7 separate regions of the Homo sapiens genome follow, and regions 1, 2, 4, 5, 6 and 7 are each linked to region 3. A link is a contact called in ENCODE Hi-C or POLR2A ChIA-PET data. All regions are on one chromosome and are shown on one strand. Each heading gives the region's core, a stretch centred on a gene start or an enhancer-like site at or near the end of the contact. The rest is flanking DNA. Distances are from core to core; before and after follow the strand shown.

Region 1 (3,458 bases), core at 825-3,324, 360 kb after region 3:
CATCTCCAAGTTTTTGCTCCTGATGTTCCCCCAGCTAGAATACCCCTAGGATGTCCTACTGAATTCTGAGTCAAACTTTAAGACTCAAAGTATGGGCCAGGCATGGTGGCGCATGCCTATAATCCCATCACTTTGGGAGGCCAAGGCAGGAGGATCACTTGAGACCAGAAGTCCGAGACCAGCCTGGGCAACACAGTGAGACTCCATCCCTAAAATAAAACACACACACACACACAAAAATTACCGGAGCATGGTGGTGCATGCCTGTAGTCCCAGCTACTCAGGAGGCTGAGGCAGGAGGATGGCTTGAGCCCACAAGGTTGAGGCTGCAGTGAGCTACGACTGCACCACTACAGTCTAGTCTTGGCAACAGTGAGACCGCCTCTCAAAAAAAAAAACAAAAAAAGACTCAAAGTGTGCTCCACTGTTCCTTCAGTGAGGCATCGGGGGCTGTGTCCTAAATGTCTTTGTATCTCCAGCCCTTCACATTAGGGCCTGGCAAGGTAAGAGACCAATAAATATGTACCCTTTGGCTTCATTTCACTAAGTCATTAGGGTCCAGAGGTATGGTCAGCACTTGGAACCCTGTGGAATGGCCTCAAGATCAGAGTCCTCTTGCCCAATTCTTGGCTGGGAAGTAGGTGACATCTAGAATCCATGAGGGTATGGGTGATCTCCTGGGTTCCAGACATTTGCATTGAGTTTATTCAATCACTTAACAATATATATTAGGTCTGGGCTGGGCACGCTGGCTCACGCCTGTAATAATCCCAGCACTTTGGGAGGCCAAGGCAGGCGGATCATCTGAGGTCGGAAGTTCGAGACTCACCTGACCAACATGGAGAAACTCCATCTCTACTAAAAATACAAAATTAGCTGGGTGTGGTGGTGCATGCCTGTAATCCAGCTACTTGGGAGGTTGGGGCAGGAGAACAGCTTGAACCCAGGAGGCGGAGGTTGCAGTGAGCCAAGATCATGCCATTGCACTCCAGCCTGGGCAACAAGAGTGAAACTCCATCTCAAAAACAAAACAAAACAAAAAAACCCAATATATATCAGGTCTGTTATGCTCTAAACACCGTGCCGGGTGCTGAGGATCAAAGATGAATAGAGAAATGAACTGAAATGATATAGTGAAGTTAAAACTTAAAGAACACAACAAATCTGTAAAAGACAAACAAAAGAGGGTTTAATCTGTGCTTCTGTCCAGGTGTGTGGAGCTGGGGGTGGGGTTGCACCTGCCCGGGAGCATTCCCAAGGCAAATATTTGAGAGGAATTAGATTTCTAATACCCAGGTTGGCTCTCACTTTCAGGAAGATGTGAGACCTGAATCCTAACCTGGACGCATTGTTCCCCTAATTCCCAGCAGCAGATCTATGAATTAGCGGTCTGGGTGGCAGCCCATTCTTCTTTCAGAGGCCCAGAACACCGTGAAACTATGCTTTCCTGACTCAAGAGACCCTACCTAGACGTGGGCCCCTTTGACGAGCACCTGCCCCTCAGGAGGGTCTCAGGCGACCTTCTTGGAAGGTGTGACCACTTGAAAAGGACGAGGAGGCCAGGCGCTGTGGCTCTCGCCTGTAATTCCAGCACTTAGGGAGCCGAGGCGGGAGGATCGCTTGAGTCCAGGAGTTTGAGGCCAGCCTGGGCAAGATTGGGAGACACTCCCCACCCCGCCCCATTTCTACAAGTAATTAAAAATTTAGCCGGGCGTGGTGGCGGGAGCAGGAGCCACTCAAGAGGCTGAGGCAGGAGTATCACTTGAGTCCTGGAGGTGGAGACTGCAGTGAGCGGTGATCGCGCCACTGCATTACAGCCTGGGCGACACAGCGAGACCTGTCAATCAATCAATCAATCAATCAATCAAGAGGAGGCTGGCGGGAGCATGCTCGTGACCACCGGGGGCGACATAGACCCTAACCCTAAGTCCAACCCCAAGGCAGACCCCACCGTCCCGCCAGGCGCACTCCTAAGAGCGCGGCTTCCGGAGCAAAGCCGCTGACCCCCGCCCCCAGGGTCTTGGCGCCGATTGGCCAACGAGAGCGCAGGGCGGAGCCAAATCTTAAAGGATCCGGGAGCTAAGCCAGACCCGGGTGGCGGTGGCAGCTGCGAAACCCAGGGAGCCGATGCCACGTGACCCAATGTGGACTTCTTTTAAACCTTTCTAATGCCCATAACCCAGCCTCAGACCCATGGAGCCCACGAGAGACTGCCCGCTGTTCGGGGGCGCCTTTTCCGCCATCCTCCCCATGGGGGCCATTGACGTAAGGTGAGAAGGCCGGGGCGCCCAGGGGCGGCTGACTGGGTGGGTTGTGGGAAGAGACCGGGGTCAACCAGGGTCTGCCTCGCCTCACTCCAGCGACCTCCGACCGGTCCCGGACAATCAAGAAGTTTTCTGCCATCCCGTGACGGACCAGAGCCTGATAGTGGAACTTCTCGAGCTGCAGGCCCACGTACGGGGCGAAGCGGCTGCGCGGTGAGGGAATGGCCCCCGGCTGGCCAATGGCAGGGGCGGGGTCGGACCAGTGGGCGGGGCCCGCGGCCGACGGTTAATCCGGGCGGTGAGACCACGCACGGGCCGGGAGCCAGGCCTGCAACTTAAAGATGCTCCCGGGGAGGCGACCAGAGATGTCCCTTCCTGACCCCGCTTCCCTACTCCAGGTACCACTTTGAGGATGTTGGTGGCGTGCAGGGGGCTAGGGCTGTCCATGTGGAGTCTGTTCAGCCTCTCAGTTTGGAGAACCTGGCCCTGAGGGGCCGCTGTCAAGAAGCCTGGGTCCTCTCTGGCAAGCAGCAGATAGCTAAGGAAAACCAGCAGGTGAGGGCCCGAGAGTGTGTAATGTCCTGGAAGGGCGGTAGCGGGGACGCAGAGATCCAGGTAAGCATCCTGACTCTGATCCCCTTAGGTAGCAAAGGACGTGACACTTCATCAGGCCTTGCTGAGGCTGCCCCAGTACCAGACTGATCTCTTGCTTACCTTCAATCAGCCCCCGTAAGGAGGAAGGAACGGGCGGGTATCTCATGACTGGGTTCCCAGGAGAATCGGGCTGGGAGGGACAGAACAGGGAGACTCACTGGTGGGATCCTCCAAGGAAGCAGGAGTGGGCCAGAGGTTTGGGGTAACTGATACCCAGGTCCTCTGGGGAACAGGAATTGGCAATTTCCAAACCTCAGGCCTGGATGATGTTCTGTCTCCATCTGTTCCCCCACCCCAAGCCCTGACAACAGGTCATCTCTTGGCCCCGAAAATCTGTCACCTGCACCCTGGAGCCTGGGTGACTTTGAACAGCTGGTGACCAGTCTGACCCTTCACGATCCTAACATCTTTGGTCCCCAGTAAAGGCGCTGAAGCACTGCATGATGTTGCTGAGAACTTGGGGACTCGGTTCTGTGAGGGGGAAAAGAGGTTGAAAAGAGGGTTTCCTCTTATTTCTTCCCTGTGCGTAAACATAAGACA
Region 2 (3,244 bases), core at 572-3,071, 500 kb after region 3:
TCTTACACATTATTTTTGTGTTCACACCCACAAATCCAATCCTAAAAGCACTGAAATTGGAAAGGATTACATTGCGTGCCGCATGGAGGCTGGTGCCTGTAATCCCAGGACTTTGTGGGGGGCTGAGGTGGGAAGATTGCCTGAAGTCAGGAGTTCTTTTTTGTTTTGTTTTGTTTGTTTTTAGACGGAGTCTCACTCTGTCGCCCAGGTTAGAGTGCAGTGGTGCTCACTGCAACCTCCGCCTCCCGGGTTCGAGCGATTCTCCTGCCTCAGCCTCCGGAGTAGCTAGGATTACAGGTGCCCACCATCATGCCTGGCTAATTTTTGTACTTTTAGTAGAGACAGGGTTTCACCATGTTGGCCAGGCTGGTCTCGAAGTCCTGGCCTCAGGTGATTTGCCCGCCTCGGCTTCCCAAAGTGCTGCAGCGCCTGGCCGAAGTCAGGAGTTCTTGACCAGCCTGGGCAACACAGTAGACCCCATCTCCTAAAGGAAAGGATTACCTTGTACATTATACAGCAAAAGTTCTTAAAATTGTTTTTAAAATGTATCTCTTCCTTTAAGTTTCCACTCCCTATGTAAGTTGCCTATCCCTCTTTCCCTCCTTTTTGGGCTAGTATCGTCTCCAGCTTGCTTCCAAGTCCGCTAGGGAATACACACGCGCGCACACACACATACACGTGTGTGTTTACGTACTAAAAATATATAAACATTAATAATGCAAGATGGGGCCGGGCGCTGTGTCTCACGCCTGTAATCCCAGCACTTTGGGAGGCCGAGGCGGGCGGATCACGAGGTCAGGAGTTCGAGACCAGCCTGGCCAACATGGTGAAACCCCGTCTCTACTAAAAATACAAAAATTAGTCGGGCGTGGTGGCAGGCGCCTGTAATCCCAGCTACTAGGGAGGCTGAGGCAGGAGAATTGCTTAAACCTGGGAGGCGGAGGTTGCAGTGAGCCGAGATCGCGCCACTGCACTCCAGCCTGGGCAACAAGAGCGAAACTCCGTCTCAAAAACAAACAAACAAACAAACAAACAAAAACCAAGATGGATTGTAAGAGGTATATATATACACATAGGACTCCATTTCTTGGGGGACCTGGAGGGGAGAAAGTCACACCCATACACACACGTACACGCATGTATACAAAAATGAATATATGCTCAGATATATACAATATATAAATGGGCAAATATAAAATCCCCTTTGTGCCAACGAATCCATTCATTCATTCATCAAATATTTGAGCGTCCACTTTGCCTAGAACCAAGTTATCTGTTGGGATGAGCAAGGCATAAGAGGTTCTAGCTCTCATAGAACTTAGAATTCTACTGGAGGAAGATGAGAACAAATACAAAATGTAAACAGTGGAAGTTCTGTAAAAACAACACAGAGCTTTGTGAGAGTGATGCTTAGAATGCTCCTGATGTTCCATTGGGTGTTCGAGCAGGGGGAATGGACTCGGAGGTGAACTATGAGCCGAGATTCATTTTATAAACGGGAACACAGACACATGGACACTTGAAGGGCCTTGGTGGCCAGAAAACTGAAGGCAGGTTCCCATCCGTCTTGGCACCACTCTCCCGAATAGCAGTTTCAGGGAACTGCACAAGCCAAAACCAGCCGGTCGCAGAGTCCAGGAGCGCCTGCGCAAGAGGACGCCTGCGCAAGAGGACGCCGTCAGCTTGGCGTCAGCGCGCCGGGCTCTGGCCCGCCCCCTGTGACACCAGCCCCGCCCCACCCCGCCCCGCATACCCGTGCGCTGCCGCGCATGCTCCGAGCCCCGCCCCCGTGCGTCACAGAATGGCCTCGGACACCCAGGCAGTCCCTGACGTGTCGGGGAGGAGCCGGGCGCGGAGGTACGCTGAGTGGAGCTCGGGGCTGCGTAGGGGAGCTGAGCCGAGCGGCTGGGCGGGCCTGGCCGGGCCGGCGGAGGGGAGACGTCGGTTGAGCGGCGGCGAACATGCGCTTTTGACACATTGGAGGTGAGCCTGCAGCGCGGGGCCGCTCCCTAAGGGGCTGCGCTGGGCCGGCGGCGCCGAGGCCTGCCCTTGGGGAGCCTTCCCGGCCCGGGGCCGTGTCTGAGGCTCCGCCGGGGCGGGCCGGGCCGGGTTCCGGGGCGGCCAGCCTGGGGGCAACTGTTCCAACCGCTCTAACTGTCCCCTCCCTTCCCTGGTCCGATGTGTGGCCCCCCAGGGGCGCCTGCAAGGGAACGATTCCGGTGGCCTCCGGAAGATGTGCCCCGTTCCGGGTAGGGTGAGGGCTGGCGGTGACGGAGGCCGGGACGTGGCACCGTGGGCTGGGGCGCTGGCGGCGCAAGGAGTGGCCCAGTCGGAGGTGGCAGCGGCGCGCCCAGCCCGCCTCCTCCTACCCCCTCTTCGAAATTCCTTCATTTGCGAGGGTGGCTTGGAGCGGGGTTGCATTTTGATCTCTCAGTGCCTCTCTCCCATGGGGGGCGAGAGCGCGAGCAGCCCACGTTGGGCTCGGATTGGCATTCTCCTGACTCCCGCCCGGAACTGCTAATCATCCTCCCCCTGGAGTTCGGCAAAGTGTCACCAACGGGCTCGGGTTACTTGTGCTCGACTCTTTTCTTGCTGTAAGCCATGAGATGACCCTTTAAGTTTTGCAAAGGAGGTGAGAGTTCTGTCACCACTGATTATTACCTTCTATTTACGTAGCACCTTTACACGTTTCAGAGCACTCTTCTTCCTATCTTTTTCTAACCGCATCACCTTGTGGTTGCAACTGATTATGTTATCGCCATTTCGATGGGTAAATGGAGCTGGGATGGGGGTAATTATTTATACTTAGGTTCAACCAACTGGTGAGTGGTTTAGCTTGGATCATAATTTACATTTCTAGGCTCGGAGTTCTGGTTTCTTTTCGTGGGATTTTTATACCCTTCTCAGCTACAAAACAAGGCAGAAAATGTGACTTGCCAAAGATATGCCAGAAGCTGGTAGATTACTTACTCAATTATTTTTGAGAAAACTCACCTAGGATAAAAACGGCTGCTCAGTCATGAGAAAAATCTTCCTGTGAAGCTTGTTCAGGAGTTGCTGGTTAATTGCTTTGCTAAATCGTGAAGTTGATGGGCACAGTGCAGCGTTAAGTCATGGGCTGAAGAGAAGTAAAGGGAAACCAAGTGAAGTATTTCTTCTGAATTATTATTAAAATTATTGTTATTTAAAATTAGAGTGCGTGAGAAACAAAACCTTTGGCCAGCCCTGGTTAGAGGTTGACTTG
Region 3 (3,472 bases), core at 52-2,551:
AACTCTTGAGTTGAGCAAACATATAGTAGGATTGGGGCAGGGGAGATGAGGGAGTCTTGGGGTTCTGAAGAGCTCTGGGGGATGGGTCCCTGGGGCTGGCACTGACCGCACTGTAGATGTGGTGCAGCACATCTCGGATGGGTCCCACGCCCAAGTCAGTATTCATGACAACTTTGATCCCAGTGGGCGTCTCGTAGTAATGGAGTTTGTAACGGCTAGTTTGGAAGGCCAGGAAGCCATCCTTCCTGCAGAGATGAGGAGGGTGTTAAAGAATGGGAGCAGAATCTCTCCCAAAGAGACACTTCTGATCCCCGCAAACATCGACTCCCTCTTTATCTAAACATATCCTTTGTAGAAGCCTGGTTGAGTAAAGACATCGCCCATCGTCACCCCTCAATTTAGCCCCCACCAACTTCTCTACTTTCAGACCCTCCCCACCCCCACTCCTGCCAGCTCCAGCACTCTCGCTCCGGACTCAGCCTCTCTTAAGTACCCTTTCCCCCCTCTGGAGGCCAATGCTCCTTCCACTTCAGAAAGTTTCCCCCATCCCCAAATTCCCAAGGCTAGCCCTCCTCCCAACATCTTCTCTGACTCCGCGTACATGTCTAGCGGGGACATCTTGCTGACAAACGAGCGGATAGAGAAGAGCATCCCGTACATCAGCTTATACTCCTGGAGGGAGAGGGGCAGAGTTAGCTCTCGGTTGATGCGGGAGATGGGGTGGGGGGTGGGAACGAGCTGGGGTTTGGAGAGGAGGGGCTGGGTTGGGACTATAGGTGTTTGGAGATGAGAGGTCGCCCGGGCTGCACCGGGGCCCTCTCGTCACCTCCTCCTTGGGAATCCCTGCTTGCTTCTTGCGGTGCCATTCGCTGTAGTGCAGACACACTCCATTCCGGTCAAACAGGTACAGGTTGTGGACAGTCATCTGCAGGGCAGGGAGTGTGAGCCTCGCTCCGGGGCCGCCCCCACTCCTTGGGCTCGGGTTCCCGGACCCACAGCCTTCCAACCAGGTGGGGACCCCACCCACGGACTCACCGGAACTGCTCCGAGTGCCCGTCAAGAGTTACTTCCGGTTTCCACGGAGCTCCGCCCCTTAGGGGGGTTCTCGCTCGGCCGCGGCTGGGCATTAACTCCGCTCCAGTGCTGCTTGTCAGACTCCGCCTCCCTCCCTCAGCCAATCTGTGGCCACCGGAGCCGCGCACGCGCGGCCAGGCGCTCGGGATACAGAAGTGATGTGAGTGTCTGCGAGCGTGGTCTCGCGGGCGGGTGACGTCATCGAGGCGAGAGAGGCGGAGCCGTGGACAGTGGGCGGGAGGCTGCCAACGGTTTTGAGCGTAGGGGGAGGCGTGAGAGGGGGATCTCAGGGGAGGAGGTCAATCGCTTGCCCCCCACTTTGGCAAATTGGGGACTGAGGACTGGAAGGGTGGAGAGTAGGCGGAACCAGGTGGTCGTCGGGGCAGAGGATCTCGGGCTAGGCTTGAGGGCGGCGTGCTTCTTAGGGACGACTTAGGGCGTGACTGAGGGTTCACAAGGTTTCTTTTGGGGTGGTCGGGAGGGAGAGATTCTAGGGAACAAGGAAGCTCGCTATGGCTTTCTTGCCAGGAGGGGTCGAAGGGAAAGTACAAGGGAGCTGGAGCTGACCCTGGGTAGAACGGGTGAAGGGATGGGGGAGCGTGAGGTTCCGCCCTCTCTTGAGACTGGAACCAATTGAGGGACTAGTAGGGCAGGGGGACAGAAATTGGGCTCCTAGTGGATTTGGGTCCGTTTCCGTTGGGACGTTTTGGGTGTGAGAACTTAAGAGCTCAGTTGACCGGGGATAGCCTGTGCCGGAGTTGATCTGCAGCTTCCAGCACTCGTAGTCGGGAAGAGGAGCTTCAGCAGCGCTGTTGTCCCACAGTAGGTCTTCTGTCCGCACCCGCTCTGCGCTGCACCCTCTTAACGCTGTTCCCAGGAGCTGGGGAAAGGGATGCTTTTGCCCACTCCCATGGCCCCTGGAACTGGTGGAAACCTTTCCTCTAACCAGAAAGCCTCGATATCCTTAATTCACCAAGGATCCTTGGCGTGGAGTCTTCCTCCCTTCTCCCAAGTCTTTCTCCGTGAACTTTTCCTCCTGGACTTTGCTAAAGCAGAACCTCCCAGCTCTTTGCTGTCTCCGGTTGTCTCTTCCCTGTATTCATGGCAACATCAGCTGACAGCCCCAGTTCACCCCTCGGGGCGGAGGATCTCCTGAGTGATTCATCAGAACCCCCTGGGCTCAACCAAGTGTCGTCTGAAGTGACCTCCCAGCTCTATGCTTCTTTGCGCCTCAGCCGGCAGGCGGAGGCCACGGCCCGAGCCCAGCTGTATTTACCCTCCACCTCCCCGCCTCATGAAGGGTTAGACGGCTTCGCCCAAGAATTGAGTCGAAGCTTGTCAGTCGGATTGGAAAAGAACTTGAAGAAAAAGGTGAGGGAAGTGTGTCTTGGAGACCACTGTGGCACTAGACACCAGAGAGTCTTGGGATTGGGGTTGGTAAAAATAAAAAGCTTTGATGAGATTTGAACTCTTCCTGTTGGATTTCATATTCCTTTTAACTGCATAGGCAGCCATGCTTATAAGGGAGGGAGTGACCTGGGACACCATAATTTGAAAATTATGAAACTTCCCAGTGTTTTTTTGTGAGAGACATCTCTGCTCCGAGTAGATAGAGCAAACCTATGGGGTAGGTTGGTGAGCTATTTCCCGTGCACTGGGAATGGGTAAGGTTTCTTGATCCCAAGAGGGAGCTAGGGACTTAGGATAGCAGCTCCGATCCTTCCAGCTCAACACTATGTTGATAGTATGGTTCCAACTTTGGCATGTACATCATTAAGACATAGCTTAGTCAACTACAACATGTTACAGAGAAGATAGTTATTAGTATTGTATAGAAAAGGTGTCAGAGTCAATTTGCAGACTGGTTAGGTCTTCCAGAGTTTGAAAATGATAGCCATAAGCCATACAGTCCTTACATTTGTTCTTGAATCGGCAAGAATCTCCGCAACTCTTGTCTTATACCTCCTCGATTATTTTATTTACACTCTCTTTCTGGCTTCTGTAGTATTTGAATTTCTGATTCAAGTTTAGGACATCCCTTATTGGATCCGTTTGGTTTTTCTTGTTTTCCAAAGTGCTGGAGTGAAAATTCTACCCTGGCAATAGGTAGGAGATAGATAACACAGACTGCATCTGATTTCCATGTGGCTTTTTTCCAGGATGGTTCTAAGCATATCTTTGAGATGGAAAGTGTTCGGGGTCAGCTCCAGACCATGCTCCAAACCTCACGTGATACAGCCTATCGTGAGTAAGCCCCTTCCCTAGAACTATGAAGGAGAACCTAGATGTAAGGGGTGGGAGAAAGTGGACAGAGGAAGCAGGCAGGAAAACCTCTGAGCAAGAGATTTCAGGAGAAAAGTCTCCCGTTCTTTGGGAGAGGGGGTGAAGGAGTGAGGGA
Region 4 (3,724 bases), core at 99-2,598, 450 kb before region 3:
CCGGGGGTTGGGAGGGACAGGGATAAATAGAGGCAAAGACTGAAGACAAACATGGGAGGAGAAGTGACTGGAAAAGAACTGGTGTGGGAGAGGGATACCTCTCAGAGTCAAGGGTGACTTGGGGACTTGGTGGAGAGGGACTACCTGGAAGACCTGGGGCCAGCCTGGGACCAAGGGATGTGGAGACCAGGCTGGGTCCTGGAATCAGGGCATAACTAAGGGGTAAAGTCTGAGGAGCAGATCCAAACGGCTGAGGCAGGGAGGCCGTGGGCCACGGGGAGGACTTCACTCAGCAGCAAAGAGAAGAGCATTGGGGCTGGAGTGTTCCGGCAAAGACAGAGCCAGCAGCTGCGGTGGGGGAGGGGAGCGTGCCTCCCCACCCCTCCCCTCACGGCAAAGGTTTCCTTTCCTCGTGCTTGTGCCCCCCCCTTGGGGTGGTGACGTGACATTGACATCAAACAAGGATTACTCTGAATGTGGCTTGCAGTGGTGTCGTCTCTGCTTTGGAGGGAGAGTGGAAAGTCCTACGACCGTTCTCATTGGAGAACCCCTTGGGATCCCCGCCCCCCATTTTATTCCTGAAATATTCTACAAAGTGGAGGATTTCCTAATGTTCAGATGCCTTGACCCCAAATCCCCCAGGACTTTCGTGGCCCGCCCCATGGCTAATCTGCTTTTCTCGGATTGTCGCGGTCCCGTGATCTCTCCCGGACAGTGGCCACCCTCCTTCCAGAGCAGGCCTCCCAGCTGAAGTCTCTTCGAGAGGCTCAGGCCATGGATCTAGGATCATGGCTCGGTACAGCGCGGCATTACAGGCCAGGAGATGCCCACCCGTCTCCGGGGGCCGTTTGACAAACATCGGCTACTTCCGGACAAGCCACTGGTCCTGCCATCTTGGTTTGTTCATGCATATTCAGCAAGAGAACTGCATATTCATGAGCAACCGCCCTTCCCCGGGAGGACCCGCCCCGCCCCGCCGCCATTACCGATTCGCAGAGCAGACCATTTTCCAGCTGGGGGGGGCTACGAATGAGAGGCTTTTGCTGAAGATGAAACCGTTGTCCAAACTAGAATGAAAGCGGCCCAATTTTACCCTCGAGTCTTCAAACCTTAAGCCTCAGTGCAAAAGGGAGCAGCGAGGAGAGGCGGTGGGATTAAAGAAAAAAATTCTTCTCTCCCTGTCACTTCAAAAGGTCGCCCAACCAGCGAGCGGGGGGTTTACCCACGACTCTGGCTCGCACCCCTTGCGGGCCTGCGCAGGCGGCCCCGTAGCGCAAGGGAGGGCGGGAAAGGAAGGGGCGGGGACGCGAGGGCGAATCTATAAGAAGCGTCGTTCAGCGAGTTCGCTGCTCAGAAGCGCCGAGAGCGCGGCCGGGACGGTTGGAGAAGAAGGCGGCTCCCGGAAGGGGGAGAGACAAACTGCCGTAACCTCTGCCGTTCAGGAACCCGGTTACTTATTTATTCGTTACCCTTTTTCTTCTTCCTCCCCCAAAAACCTTTTCCTTTTCCCTTCTTTTTTTTTCCTTTTTGGGAGCTGAAAAATTTCCGGTAAGGGAAAGAAGGGCTCCTTTCGCTCCTTATTTCCCCGCCTCCTTCCCTCCCCCACCTTCCCCTCCTCCGGCTTTTTCCTCCCAACTCGGGGAGGTCCTTCCCGGTGGCCGCCCTGACGAGGTCTGAGCACCTAGGCGGAGGCGGCGCAGGCTTTTTGTAGTGAGGTTTGCGCCTGCGCAGCGCGCCTGCCTCCGCCATGCACGGGGGTGGCCCCCCCTCGGGGGACAGCGCATGCCCGCTGCGCACCATCAAGAGAGTCCAGTTCGGAGTCCTGAGTCCGGATGAACTGGTAAGCGGCTCTGTCCTCCCCTTCCCCCCTCCTCCCCTGGCGGGCGGGGCCGGACGGGGGCTGCGGAAACTTGGCGCTTTCTCGCTGCTTATGGGTGACGGGCCAGGAGCATGGCTCAGCAGCGCCAAGGCCGTGTAGGCGCCAGTCTCGGGCCTCCCAGAGTTATATTTTGCAAAGAGTTGAGCAGGCGTAGCGCTTTGTCCGAGATGGGGGGCTGGCTGGAGGGTGAGAAGGAGGGAGAGAAGGATGACTGATTTCACACTCCAGAGTTACCGACGTTAAAGGCGATCCGACGAATCCTAGGGAGTCTTTACAAGTTTGGTTAAGAAGCCAAACCCGGGTAGCTTCCTCCTCTTCTGTAATACAAATGTTAACTGAGCACCTGCTCTGTTGAAGACACAGGAGACTCGGGTTACAGAGGTGAACACGACAGACCAGGACCCTACCTTCAAGAGCACTGTCTGTGGGAAAGGGCAAGCAGTAAACATGAATACAATGAATGAATGAGATAATTCAGTTAATGGCATTTGTCTCGAATAGAGTGAAAAGGGGTAATCCCATGGAGAGTCACTGAGCTGGGGCTACTTTATTTTTTTATTTTTATTTTATTTTATTTTTTGAGACGGAGTCTTGCTCTGTCGCCCAGGCTGGAGTGCAATGGCACGATCTCGGCTCACTGCAATCTCCGCCTCCCGGGTTCAAGCGATTCTCCTGCCTTAGCCTCCTGAGTAGCTGGGATTACAGGCATGCGCCACCATGCCCCGCTAATTTTTGTATTTTTAGTAGAGGAGGGGTTTTGCCATGTTGGCCAGGCTGGTCTCGAACGCCTGCCCTGAGGTGATTCTCCCCCGTCTTTTTTTTTTTTTTTTTTTTTTTGAGACGGAGTTTCGCTCTTATTCCCCAGGCCAGAGTGCAATGGCTGAACTCCTGACTTCAGGTGATCCACCCGCCTCGGCCTCTCAAAGTGCTGGGATTACAGGCGTGAGCTACCGCGCCCGTCGAGGTGGGGCTACTTTAGATGGGATGGCGTCAGGGTCTGGGAAGGCCTATCTTAGAAGACATTACCCAAATGATGAGAGGCAGCCAGTCGTCGAAGCCATAGTTTGGATGGCGAGAGCTTTTCCGGCAGAGGAAATAGCAAGTGCAAAGGGCCTGAGGGAGAAATGAACTTGGGCTTGTCCTACAGGGTGAAAGGCGGCCGGTGTGGCTGAGGTTTAGTGGATGAGAGAAGAGTGTTACAGAAATAGGCTGGAGAAGCATGGGATATTGTATATTATGGTAAGGAGTCAGGACTTAATTCCATTTTCAGTAGGTAGTCGTTGACAATTATAAACAGAGTGACAGCACATTTGAAAAAACTACTGCTGTAGTTGCTCTATGAAGAACTGATGCGAGAGGAGGAGAGACCAGAGAGAGGAGGGCAGCCCTAGGGGAGAGCTATTGGTGACTTGGACTTTTTCCCTTGTGGCGCTAAGTAGAGGAGCCCACTGGCTGGAAAGAATGGAGTTAAGTGGCTGTTTGTGGATAGAGACCATTTTTGCTGGGAGAAAGTTCAGCTATGTCAGGAGTCAGAACGTCCTGACCTCACACCATACCACAGAATCAGTTCCAGATGAAGTTAAGACTTAAACCTAAAAAAACCCATAAAGCACTAGAAAAAAAATAGAAGGCTTTTGCAGGGCTGATACCAGAGACAGAAGTCCTTAATAGTAGTGAATTAATTATAGGCAAATTTTATGGAGTGCCTAAAATGAGCTAAACGTTATATATAAGGAAGACCAAGGCAGATTTCACTACATAAAAATAAGAGCCACTTCTGTTTATAGAGGCACTGTGGCAAAGCTGAAAAACAGATCAGGAAACAGTATTTGCAATTACGCAGAC
Region 5 (3,554 bases), core at 155-2,654, 440 kb after region 3:
TGCACCCAGCCTCGATTTCTGGCTTTCTTGAAAAGGCAACATTCTGGCTGCACTGGCGGCATTGCTGCCTGGCAATAACTGGCTGTGATGGAGAGGCGGCATCTTCCTTTGGATCAAGCTTGTCCAACCTGTGGCCTGTGGGCTGCACGCAGCCCAGGACGTCGGGACCTACTAACCTATTCATCTTACTTGCCCACTCCTGCACATTTCTAAGCTTTCAATATCTTTTTTCTTTCATTTTTTTTTTTTTTGAGAGGGTAGGGTCTCACTTTGTCACCCAGGCTAGAGTACAGTGGCATGATCACGGCTCCCAGGGTCAAGGCATCCTCCTACCGCAGCCTCCCAAGTAGCTGGGACTACAGGCATGCGTCACCAGACCCAGCTAATTTTTTCTTTTCTTTCTTTTTTTTTTTTTTTTGTAGAGACGGGGTCTCATTATGTTGCCCGAGGCTTCAGTATCTTTTCCAAAGCAACATGAAAGAAATGTGACCGTAAATCAATCAGCTTCTTGGTGTGATCTATGTGACGGCTAGGTGATAAACGAGTTGGTCAGAGAAAACTGGAAATATTTCCAAAGCCATGTTTACTCCCTTCACCCACCTGTGAGTCTTCGCCTTGGCTGTTTCCGACTCGGAATGTCCTCGCATTGATCCTCCCAATCACAGCCAGCTGAAACCAGCCTCCTTCCTGACGTATTCAGTAACTTTAGCTGATTGCCATCTCTCCTTCATCTCAACAACCTGTACCACACTCACTGGAGCACTTCGCTTTGCATCTTTAGTCGACCAGTTCAGATATATACAACCTATAAGGTAGGGACGGAGGCTTCTACCTGCCTGTACCCCCTTTGGAGGGCCCACGAATACAGAGCTGAGCACAAAAGATGTTTAAAGGACATTTTGTCAAAAATGTCGCTTACAGGTAGGTCGTTATTAGCAAGGTAGAGCAGCGGTACGGCCGAGTCTACGCTTGGGAATTCATTTGCTGACTCTTATCATTTACTGACTAAAGCAAAGTTACTGAGGCCTCAGTTTCCTCATCTACAACCCGGGGAGATGACCAGTACCCATCACAATCGATTGCTATGAAGATTCAATGATAATGCAGATAAGGCACTTAATACAGTGTCCCCTCACCGTCCACACCACACGGGCACGCCCGCTTATTCCTGAGGACCGGGCTGGGATGTCGCCTCCTTTGTGTAGCCTTCCTACCCTGACTTCGCAGACTGCTCCCACCGCCTGGATCCATGCCCGTCCACCCGCCAGCTCAGGGCTGAACGGCTGAGGCGGGCGCGCGGTGGAGAAAAGAGCTGCAGACTGAGGAAGGTCAGGAAGGAGAAAGGGACACACCAGACGCGGCGTCTGAATCCCCCTCCACCCAGAGGCCCCCGAGCAGCAACTCCGCCCCACCTCCCGCCCGCTCCGCCGGAAGCCGGTCAGCGCCAGCCGGAAGCCCCGCCCCCTAGAGGCACCGCGGACACCGTGCAGCGCTGTTCACCCAGATGCCAGCTGTGACCTTGGCTAAGCCAGTGACTTAACTCGGGCCCGTTCCCCATTCCCACGTTGTTGCCAAGTCTCCAGCCTGGAAAGTAAACGGGCTTCAGGTGTCCTGTTTAGATGCTTAAAATGAGGAACGGCAGGAGCACACACACTGCTGCCACCTCACACCTTTTCACTTCATCCTGACGAAGCTGCAGTTTAGTTTATATTTTAACTCAAAGACGTGTTAGGTTTTGGTTTGATGGCACTCATCCAGCACTTGTGCAGAAAACAAGGTAAAGGGGGCCCATGGGTCTATCAGATAACCTGAACCCGAGACCTCTCAATCTGGAGGAACAGCTTGAAGAAGTCATCTAGAAGCTATAAAGTCACAGAAGCTTCTTATCCTATTGAAAGCAAGACTTCCTATCCAATGGCAATACAAACTTTTACGCAGTAAGGTAAAAAATATAGCCTGTCCATATAGCAACCTATCCATAGTAAGCAAGTTAAAAGACAGGTTCAAGAGGAAGTGTTTCCAACTAGCTTTTCTTGTAGGCCTTCTTCTTCTCAATGACACCCCTCCAGCTTCTGATATATCCTCAAATGCTGCTGCCCACTATAAAAAAAATCTCATCAGTCCTGATTTCAGAAAAATTTTAGACCAACAAATCAGAGGTAAGAGACTGATCCACTGAAAACTAGGGAGTGTCCTAAATCACCACACACAAAACACAGGCTCTTTGTTTCAAGTTTTAATCAAAGCTTGTATATAAGATTACTTTATTCCTGCATCTTCTCAATGGTTTCTTCCTTGTATTTGCCCTTTTCCTTTCCTACTTGGCGAGATTTGGCTTTCCGTTCGAGGATCTTTTTGCGGTCTTTGTCCAGTTTTAGCCTAGTGATAACCACCTGCAGAAAAATAAGAAAAAAACACTCCCAAGCTTTAAATAATCACTAAAACACAAGGGAAAGCCCAACATTCAATACCATTTCCCAAACCTGGGGTAGGTGGATGCCTAATAAGAAAAGATTTTAACTTTTAAAAAACTCCAGAAATCACTCTTTAGCCATCAAACCTGGCTTATTTACTAATTTCCTACCAACAAAGGAGAAAAGGCAAGATGGTATCAGTAATTCTTAAAGCCTCTTCTGTGCTTCATTATAAGATTTGTTTCTTTTTCACTGAGAAATATATGATTCTGCTCTTCTCACTACAGTTTTACAAGCTGTCATATACAAATATATTTGTTTCCAAAGTAACTTCAGGCTGGGTGCGGTGGTTCATGCCCCCAATCCCAGCACTTTGGGAGGCAGAGGCAGGCGGATCACCTGAGGTCAGGAGTTTGAGACCAGTCTGGCCAACACGGTGAAACCCCTTCTCTACTAAAAATACAAAAATTAGCTGGGTATGGTGGCACATGCCTGTAATCCCAGCTACCTGGGAGGCTGAGGCAGGAGAATCTCTGGAACCCTGGGGGGGCGGAGGCTGCAGTGAGCTGAGATGGTGCTATTATTGCACTCCAGCCTGGGCGATCAATCGAGACTCCATCTCAAAAAACAAACAAGTAACAAAACAGCAGGGTGTGGTGAATGCCTACTCAGGAGGCTACTGCGGGAGAATCGCTTGAACCCAGGAAGCAGAGGTTGCAGTGAGCTGAGATCGCACCATTGCACTTCCAGGCTGGGCGACAAGAGCAAAACTCTGTCCAAAACAAAAAAAACCCCACCCCCAAACAGAAAAATAATAAAGTAACTTCAGAATTTTAATGCTAGAAATTAAAGGTAGCATCCACACATAATTCCACCTGCAAAATCTTTAGTGAGAAGATGACAATACGATCTTACTCCAACAGTTCCAATCCTAAAAGACATCCAAATTATGATAAATTTTAGTCTTATGAATGCGAGGAAAGGGTGAAAAGAGGTGCTGGAAATACAGCATGCAGACCAAACAAAAATCTCCACAGTCACTGAACTCATATTCTAGTATAGGGAGCCCGAAAACATTTACAAGTGAATCTACATCACTTTGATAGAGTAAGAAGGCAAGTGTGAGGAGGCCGAGGGGCT
Region 6 (3,428 bases), core at 442-2,941, 480 kb before region 3:
CTGCCCTCCAAGGAGAGAAGATGGGGCTCTCAATCTTTGCCCTGCTGACCCTTACTGTGTTCCTGCTGCTGCTGGCTGACAAAGTACCTGAGACCTCACTATCAGTACCCATTATTATCAAGTACCTCATGTTTACCATGGTCCTCGTCACCTTCTCAGTCATCCTTAGTGTCGTGGTTCTCAACCTGCACCACCGCTCACCCCACACCCACCAAATGCCCCTTTGGGTCCGTCAGGTAAGAAAGATCTCCTCCTCCAACCCCAATTTTCCTTTTACAGACCATAGGGAGAACTATAGCTATGTGGCAGAGTGTTGAAGTGTCCAAGCTTGTTGAGTGTTGAAATGTTGCACAGTTAAGCTAGCCCCCATCATTATCATTTCACAGATCCCATACTCTCTTCATCAATACTGCCCATCTCGGGTCCCAGGGAAATATTCTTAGGGTTAGGTACTATCAGATTGGAAGCCCTCTCTTTCCAGTTGGGATACCTCCCAACCCACTAAATAGCTTTTTTTTTTTTTTTTTTTTTTTTTTGAGATGGAGTTTTGTTCTTGTGGCCAGGCTGGAGTGCAATGGCACAATCTCAGCTCACTGCAACCTTCACCTCCCAGGTTCCAGCGATTCTCCTGCCTGAGCCTCCCAAGTAGCTGGGATTACAGGCACCCGCCACCACGCCCAGCTAATTTTTGTATTTTTAGTAGAGAGAGGGTTTCACCATGTTGGCCAGGCTGGTCTTGAACTCCTGACCTCAGGTGATCCACCTGCCTTGGCTTCCCAAAGTGCTGCGATTACAGGCGTGAGCCACCGCGACAGGCCCAACCCACTAAAGAGCTCTTAGGTCTGTGTGGCTGCATTTCCTTGTGTAGCTCGTTTGTGGAAGAATATGCACGCACATACTCACGCGCGGGAATGGGCATGTGGAGTGGGGTGGTTGGCTGTTTCCCTTCTGGTCTGAAAGCATGAAAGCCCCCACCAATACGCCTCTTCTACTCTGCAGATCTTCATTCACAAACTTCCGCTGTACCTGCGTCTAAAAAGGCCCAAACCCGAGAGAGACCTGATGCCGGAGCCCCCTCACTGTTCTTCTCCAGGAAGTGGCTGGGGTCGGGGAACAGATGAATATTTCATCCGGAAGCCGCCAAGTGATTTTCTCTTCCCCAAACCCAATAGGTAGGACTACGCCCGTTACCCACATAAGAGGGAGAGGGAGAACTACAGTTCCCAGAAGAGTGTGCGGAAGAAGCGGCCCATGCTCTCGGAAGACGCTGTGGTTGAGCATCATGGGAGTTGTAGTACTCCTGCTGCTCACTTTGAGGGGAGGTGGGAACTAAAACAGAGGCGGTGGAAGAAGTTGCACAAGGCTAGAGAGATCACTGCTGGAGGGAAAAGCATGATGGGCTCTCGGGTTTTGAGAACTGGCAAGTTGTTGGAGGCAGCTGGAGCGGGGCCTGGGTCGCCGGCACTGGCTGTCTTTGCGTTTGGGCGTGGCCAGTCACTCCTCTTCCAGGTTCCAGCCTGAACTGTCTGCCCCTGATCTGCGGCGATTTATCGATGGTCCAAACCGGGCTGTGGCCCTGCTTCCGGAGCTACGGGAGGTCGTCTCCTCTATCAGCTACATCGCTCGACAGCTGCAGGAACAGGAGGACCACGATGCGGTATGTCCAACGGGGGTGGAACAAGGCCAGGTCTAGGCGACCTTGGCCCCACCCCCAAATTCCGCACCAGCACTCGCTTTCGTTTTTTTTGTGTGGTTTTTTTTTGGCTTTTTTTTTTTTTTTTTTTTTTTGAGACAGAGTCTCGCTCTGTCGCCCAGGCTGGAGTGCAGTGGCTCGATCTCGGCTCACTGCAACCTCCGCCTACGGGTTCAAGCGATTGTCCTGCCTCAGCCTGCCGAGTAGCTGGGACGACAGGGGCGCGCCACCACGCCTGGCTAATTTTTGTATTTTTAGTAGAGACGTGGCTTCACCATGTTGGCCAGGCTGGTCTGAAACTCCTGACCTCAGGTGATCCGCTCGCTTCGGCCTCCCAAAGTGCTGGGATTACAGGCGTGAGCCACCGCGCCCGGCCTCGCTTTCGTTTCTGATTGGACCTCTCCCTCATTTGGTCCCACCCCCTGCTTACCTACTGGTTCTTTATGCCCATGCATTGCCTGCAGTCTCGCTCTCCTGTTGGCGCTGCCGGCTGTTGCCTCAAACCAGTGGTAGGAGGACTCAAGCGGGTAGCGGGCGGGGAAATGGGGGGGTTTCCCTGGGGGTCTGGGCCCAGAGCTCAGGAAGTTTCCTTTGCCTACCCACAGCTGAAGGAGGACTGGCAGTTTGTGGCCATGGTAGTGGACCGCCTCTTCCTGTGGACTTTCATCATCTTCACCAGCGTTGGGACCCTAGTCATCTTCCTGGACGCCACGTACCACTTGCCCCCTCCAGACCCCTTTCCTTGAAGACTGGAGGGTTGAGACCCAGGCCCCCTGCCAGTTGAAGTGAGAGTTTGGTGATACTGTCAAGCCCTATCCTTCTCTGCCTCTTAACTCCTTCACGAGGAATCTGGGCCTCTTATTTCGTTTCTGGGGACTGCATTGGACTGAGGGCTGGGTAGGCAGGTGTCTTGGACCCACCTGAAATGCAGTATCATCTGATTTACTCTTTGGGATCTTGAAGAAGCTCTTTTGGGTATCAACACCTAGGTCGCCAGTGAAATAGAACACAGAACAGGAACTAGATTATAAGCCTTATGAGGTCAAGAAATGTGACTTGGCCGGGCGCGGTGGCTCACGCCTGTAATCCCAGCACTTTGGGAGGCCAAGGCGGGCGGATCACCTGAGGTCGGGAGTTTGAGACCAGCCCGACCAACATGGAGAAACCCTGTCTCTACTAAAAATACAAAATTAGCCAGGTGTGGTGGTACATGCCTGTAATCCCAGCTACTAGGGAGGCTGAGGCAGGAGAATCACTCGAACCCGGGAGGCAGAGGTTGCAGTGAGTCAAGATCACGCCATTGCACTCCAGCCTGGGCAACAAGAGCGAAACTCCATCTCAAAAAAAAAAAAGTGTCTTGTTCACTGCAGCATGCCCAGTGCCACGCACAGGTGCTGACCTATAGTAAGTGCTTAACATTTGTTGAATAGGGGAAAGAAATTTCCGGAAGTAAATACAGCAATTAATAATGTTTATAAGCTGGGCATGGTCGCTCAGGCCAGTAATCCCAGTGACTTAGGAGGCTGAGGTGGGAGGATTACTTGAAACCCACAGTTTGAGACCAGCCTGGGCAACATAGTGAGACCCTGTCTCTAAAAAAATAAAAATAGAAATAAAGTAGTGCTTATTGTTTGCATGTTGGGTCTTGTGGTCGTTTTCTTTTTACCTTTCTGTAATTTATTATGTTTTGTAATGTGTACTATCTCTGGGATTAAAAAAAGTTATTTCTACAAGC
Region 7 (3,405 bases), core at 837-3,336, 370 kb before region 3:
CTTCTCTCCTCAGAGCAGCACTCTGTCCTGCACCTGGTTCCCATTAACGCCACCTCCAAGGGTGAGCACTATTTTAAATAATGGCTTTGGGGAGGGGCAATAACCAGGAACTCGGGCTGGCACTTGGGCTCAAGGGGTCCTTATAGGTGAAAGGGAAAGAACCAAAAAGCACCTGAGAGTGCCAAGAAGTCCTGACCGACACACTCTCACCTCCAGATGACTCCGATGTGACAGAGGTGATGTGGCAACCAGCTCTTAGGCGTGGGAGAGGCCTACAGGCCCAAGGATATGGTGTCCGAATCCAGGATGCTGGAGTTTATCTGCTGTATAGCCAGGTAACCCCAGCCACACTCTGAGCTTCACAGAGGGCCTCTTTGGCCCCCTACTGAGGGTTCCTGACCCCTCTATTCATACCAAACCCAGCAGACCCTTCTTTCTTCCCTCGTTAGCGCTCCTGAGGCCTCCCAGAACTGAGCCAGGCCATCCTGTTTTCTTCAACATCTCCCTTCCCTGCCAGGTCCTGTTTCAAGACGTGACTTTCACCATGGGTCAGGTGGTGTCTCGAGAAGGCCAAGGAAGGCAGGAGACTCTATTCCGATGTATAAGAAGTATGCCCTCCCACCCGGACCGGGCCTACAACAGCTGCTATAGCGCAGGTGAGAGCCGTGTGGGCAGCCGAAAGCAGGACGTCTCTGACCGGGGGTAGCAGTGCAGGGAGCTACCGCTAGGAGGGAGGTTGGAAACCTAAACAGAGGCGGGTCTGAGGAGTGAAGTGCAGAATGCCGGGTCCTTACAGGAGGCAGAGGAACGGTGGAGCTGGAGAAGGCAGGGGGAAACAGGGCATCTGGATGGCTGTGCTTCACTGCGAATCTACTTTCTCTCTTTTCTCAGGTGTCTTCCATTTACACCAAGGGGATATTCTGAGTGTCATAATTCCCCGGGCAAGGGCGAAACTTAACCTCTCTCCACATGGAACCTTCCTGGGGTTTGTGAAACTGTGATTGTGTTATAAAAAGTGGCTCCCAGCTTGGAAGACCAGGGTGGGTACATACTGGAGACAGCCAAGAGCTGAGTATATAAAGGAGAGGGAATGTGCAGGAACAGAGGCGTCTTCCTGGGTTTGGCTCCCCGTTCCTCACTTTTCCCTTTTCATTCCCACCCCCTAGACTTTGATTTTACGGATATCTTGCTTCTGTTCCCCATGGAGCTCCGAATTCTTGCGTGTGTGTAGATGAGGGGCGGGGGACGGGCGCCAGGCATTGTCCAGACCTGGTCGGGGCCCACTGGAAGCATCCAGAACAGCACCACCATCTAGCGGCCGCTCGAGGGAAGCACCCGCCGGTTGGCCGAAGTCCACGAAGCCGCCCTCTGCTAGGGAAAACCCCTGGTTCTCCATGCCACACCTCTCTCCAGGTGCCCTCTGCCTCTTCACCCCACAAGAAGCCTTATCCTACGTCCTTCTCTCCATCTATCGGACCCCAGTTTCCATCACTATCTCCAGAGATGTAGCTATTATGCGCCCGTCTACAGGGGGTGCCCGACGATGACGGTGCCTTCGCAGTCAAATTACTCTTCGGGTCCCAAGGTTTGGCTTTCACGCGCTCCATTGCCCCGGCGTGGCAGGCCATTCCAAGCCCTTCCGGGCTGGAACTGGTGTCGGAGGAGCCTCGGGTGTATCGTACGCCCTGGTGTTGGTGTTGCCTCACTCCTCTGAGCTCTTCTTTCTGATCAAGCCCTGCTTAAAGTTAAATAAAATAGAATGAATGATACCCCGGCTCCATTTCCCCCACTGCCTCGCCTCAGCCCGGTCCTCGTACGGGGATCTCCCGCCCTCCTGGCTCTCCTGTGGCGCGCCCCCCGCCGGATCAAGGTACTGGGGATGCCGCTAGGGTCAGGCCCGCGAGCGCGGAGAAGACAGAGCGCGGCGCAAAAGGGAAAGTGGCGGGGCCGCCACGCGCGGCCGGGCGGCGGATGTGCGCAGGCGCAGCCTCGCGTAGCGCTCTGGGCTGGCCAGTCCCGTGGCGCCGGCGTCCTCGGGTAGACGGGACCGCGCGCTTGGTGGCCGCGCCGGCGCTCTTCGCCGGGTGTGACGTACTAATCGTGCGCCACCGCTGCCGGTGGGCCCGGGGCTCGCGGGAGGGGAAGGAGGAGGGGGGGAGGAGTGGCGGCGGCGGCGGTGGCGCTGGTGGCGGCGGTGGCGGAGGTGGAGGTGGAGGTGGAAGCTGAAGCTGAAGCAGAGCCAGAGGCGGCGCGGCGGGGTGCTCGGCGGCGCGGCACGCGGCCCAGAAGCGTTGGAATCCTGAATTGAGACGGCTGCGCCTAAAGACAGCAGGAGTGGCGGGGCCGCCGCCGTCGCCGGAGAGATGAGCCGGGAAGCTTGAGGCCGGAGACGCCCGCCTTCGGGCCCGTCCGCCCGGCTTCCCCGCTCCCGGTGAGGACGCCCCCTCCCCTCCCCCCAGCCCTGCCTTGGCCTCTCCCATTCCTGGGCCTCGCTCCCACCGAACCGGGGCCCAGAGGCCCGCATAGGGGCTTCTTAAGGCCCGTGTGCGCCGAGCCATCCAAGCTCGTGGGACCGGACTGGTGCCGGGTTGCATTCTGGTCCCCGAGGATGAAGTAGGAGGGGGCTGGGCCGGCCTGGCTTGTGCGCTCCGTTCTGTCCCAGCGTCTTGATTCGGTTCTCTTTAAGTTTCCTTCAAAGTTCTTCCCCGTTTATCAGCCTCTGCCCCCTGAACCATATCCCTGGCATCTGCACTTGAGATGACCGCAGCCTTCCCATGCCCCCCGTTCATCCAGGGTGTTAGAGAACTGTCTCCCATTCCAGTCCAGTTTCCACGTGCAAGTTGCATTCTCCTCAAGTACCACGGTTATCATGTCCCTGAGGAAAGAAACTGCCCTTGTTGGGCCCTCAAAGGACAGCCCTGGTGGTATTAAAATAAAGACGTAGAACCTGGCAGTGCTATTGGGTTTGGCCTGGTGATCTTAGAAATAAGATCTCTGAGGCCTGCTGCTTAGCCATTTTCCCTTGTCTCTGGACTGGGGAGAGATGATGGCACAGACCCTGAAGGGCCCCTTGTGGACCGCGTTAACCGGGAAGATCTTAAGTTAGGAGTTTTGCGTTTTTTCCTCTTTTCTTTATTTGCATCTGAATCCAGAGGAGGCATGGCCAGGAAGAGAGGCAGGATCTGCGGTGGGGTGATGCTTAGATTTTGATACCCTGATCTTTTGTTTTTCAGGGTACTGGAAGATGAAAGAGACTATACAAGGGACCGGGTCCTGGGGGCCTGAGCCTCCTGGACCCGGCATACCCCCAGCTTACTCAAGTCCCAGGCGGGAGCGTCTTCGTTGGCCCCCACCTCCCAAACCCCGACTCAAGTCAGGTGGAGGGTTTGGGCCAGATCCTGGGTC

Evidence for each region. Hi-C counts contacts between places; a loop is a spot of excess contacts on that map. ChIA-PET counts read pairs that join two places held with the same protein, here RNA polymerase II (POLR2A). Pooled maps may share reads with other maps.
Region 1: a map of CD4-positive, alpha-beta memory T cell shows a loop between it and region 3 (7-fold over the local background). The contact joins the promoter of RANGRF here to the promoter of CNTROB in region 3. A Hi-C loop is called at or near these places in 2 of 168 maps with a recorded cell type or tissue (CD4-positive, alpha-beta memory T cell and ovary), 1 of 37 single-sample maps with no recorded cell type and 10 of 50 pooled maps. POLR2A ChIA-PET finds 5 or more read pairs at or near these places in 2 of 52 experiments (MCF 10A and PC-9).
Region 2: a map of CD8-positive, alpha-beta T cell shows a loop between it and region 3 (6-fold over the local background). The contact joins the promoter of NDEL1 here to the promoter of CNTROB in region 3. A Hi-C loop is called at or near these places in 2 of 168 maps with a recorded cell type or tissue (CD8-positive, alpha-beta T cell and naive thymus-derived CD4-positive, alpha-beta T cell) and 10 of 50 pooled maps. POLR2A ChIA-PET finds 5 or more read pairs at or near these places in 2 of 52 experiments (PC-9 and activated CD4-positive, alpha-beta T cell).
Region 4: a map of naive thymus-derived CD4-positive, alpha-beta T cell shows a loop between it and region 3 (6-fold over the local background). The contact joins the promoter of POLR2A here to the promoter of CNTROB in region 3. A Hi-C loop is called at or near these places in 1 of 168 maps with a recorded cell type or tissue (naive thymus-derived CD4-positive, alpha-beta T cell), 3 of 37 single-sample maps with no recorded cell type and 9 of 50 pooled maps. POLR2A ChIA-PET finds 5 or more read pairs at or near these places in 1 of 52 experiments (activated CD4-positive, alpha-beta T cell).
Region 5: a pooled map shows a loop between it and region 3 (4-fold over the local background). The contact joins the promoter of KRABD2 here to the promoter of CNTROB in region 3. A Hi-C loop is called at or near these places in 4 of 168 maps with a recorded cell type or tissue (B cell, CD4-positive, alpha-beta memory T cell, CD8-positive, alpha-beta T cell and 1 more), 1 of 37 single-sample maps with no recorded cell type and 11 of 50 pooled maps.
Region 6: a pooled map shows a loop between it and region 3 (5-fold over the local background). The contact joins the enhancer-like site here to the promoter of CNTROB in region 3. A Hi-C loop is called at or near these places in 4 of 50 pooled maps. POLR2A ChIA-PET finds 5 or more read pairs at or near these places in 2 of 52 experiments (T-cell and activated CD4-positive, alpha-beta T cell).
Region 7: a pooled map shows a loop between it and region 3 (6-fold over the local background). The contact joins the promoter of SENP3 here to the promoter of CNTROB in region 3. A Hi-C loop is called at or near these places in 1 of 37 single-sample maps with no recorded cell type and 9 of 50 pooled maps. POLR2A ChIA-PET finds 5 or more read pairs at or near these places in 6 of 52 experiments (A673, Caco-2, GM12878 and 3 more).

The regions. Positions count from the first base shown.
Region 1 is chr17:8,286,596-8,290,053 of GRCh38, forward strand. It overlaps RANGRF (RAN guanine nucleotide release factor), which reads left to right and starts at 2,075. Exons shown (of 5, transcript NM_016492.5): 1 at 2,075-2,270; 2 at 2,361-2,477; 3 at 2,663-2,819; 4 at 2,908-2,993; 5 at 3,218-3,458. The coding sequence starts at 2,194. The coding sequence ends at 3,341. It also overlaps a transcript of SLC25A35 not described here. RefSeq lists enhancers at 1,738-1,967, 2,328-2,447, 2,728-2,797 and a silencer at 2,528-2,577.
Region 2 is chr17:8,434,063-8,437,306 of GRCh38, forward strand. NDEL1 (nudE neurodevelopment protein 1 like 1) reads left to right here and starts at 1,822. Exons shown (of 9, transcript NM_030808.5): 1 at 1,822-1,983. RefSeq lists silencers at 1,626-1,795, 1,896-2,095, 2,136-2,375.
Region 3 is chr17:7,930,905-7,934,376 of GRCh38, forward strand. CNTROB (centrobin, centriole duplication and spindle assembly protein) reads left to right here and starts at 1,302. Exons shown (of 19, transcript NM_053051.5): 1 at 1,302-2,445; 2 at 3,234-3,318. The coding sequence starts at 2,176. It overlaps TRAPPC1 (trafficking protein particle complex subunit 1), which reads right to left and starts at 1,042. Exons shown (of 4, transcript NM_021210.5): 1 at 827-1,042; 2 at 602-672; 3 at 107-245. The coding sequence starts at 925. RefSeq lists enhancers at 756-995, 1,336-1,385, 1,606-1,665, 1,696-1,985, 2,116-2,245 and a silencer at 2,173-2,350.
Region 4 is chr17:7,483,018-7,486,741 of GRCh38, forward strand. It overlaps POLR2A (RNA polymerase II subunit A), which reads left to right and starts at 1,349. Exons shown (of 30, transcript NM_000937.5): 1 at 1,349-1,840. The coding sequence starts at 1,748. It overlaps SLC35G6 (solute carrier family 35 member G6), which reads left to right. Exons shown (of 2, transcript NM_001102614.2): 2 at 1-479. It also overlaps a transcript of ZBTB4 not described here. RefSeq lists enhancers at 288-557, 561-1,555, 648-697, 788-857, 1,556-2,549 and a silencer at 1,668-1,987.
Region 5 is chr17:8,375,300-8,378,853 of GRCh38, forward strand. KRABD2 (KRAB domain containing 2) reads right to left here and starts at 1,405. Exons shown (of 2, transcript NM_001304947.3): 1 at 601-1,405. It overlaps RPL26 (ribosomal protein L26), which reads right to left. Exons shown (of 4, transcript NM_000987.5): 4 at 2,217-2,393. The coding sequence ends at 2,265. RefSeq lists an enhancer at 1,044-1,595 and a silencer at 1,340-1,539.
Region 6 is chr17:7,454,285-7,457,712 of GRCh38, forward strand. CHRNB1 (cholinergic receptor nicotinic beta 1 subunit) reads left to right here. Exons shown (of 11, transcript NM_000747.3): 8 at 13-236; 9 at 1,000-1,172; 10 at 1,510-1,657; 11 at 2,299-3,426. The coding sequence ends at 2,439. Among named protein-coding and RNA genes, the nearest start is that of CHRNB1, 11 kb to the left of the region's middle. RefSeq lists enhancers at 1,407-1,908, 1,436-1,515, 1,596-1,755. Within about 2 kb of position 1,692, at least 33 of the 41 ENCODE cell types and tissues checked have a DNase peak (open chromatin) inside an H3K27ac peak, as active enhancers do.
Region 7 is chr17:7,559,833-7,563,237 of GRCh38, forward strand. SENP3 (SUMO specific peptidase 3) reads left to right here and starts at 2,087. Exons shown (of 11, transcript NM_015670.6): 1 at 2,087-2,431; 2 at 3,234-3,405. The coding sequence starts at 3,245. TNFSF12-TNFSF13 (TNFSF12-TNFSF13 readthrough) reads left to right here. Exons shown (of 11, transcript NM_172089.4): 8 at 14-61; 9 at 217-335; 10 at 518-656; 11 at 892-1,769. The coding sequence ends at 1,001. TNFSF13 (TNF superfamily member 13) reads left to right here. Exons shown (of 6, transcript NM_003808.4): 3 at 14-61; 4 at 217-335; 5 at 518-656; 6 at 892-1,769. The coding sequence ends at 1,001. SENP3-EIF4A1 (SENP3-EIF4A1 readthrough (NMD candidate)) reads left to right here and starts at 2,160. Exons shown (of 22, transcript NR_037926.1): 1 at 2,160-2,431; 2 at 3,234-3,405. RefSeq lists enhancers at 1,341-1,590, 2,857-3,405 and a silencer at 2,151-2,230.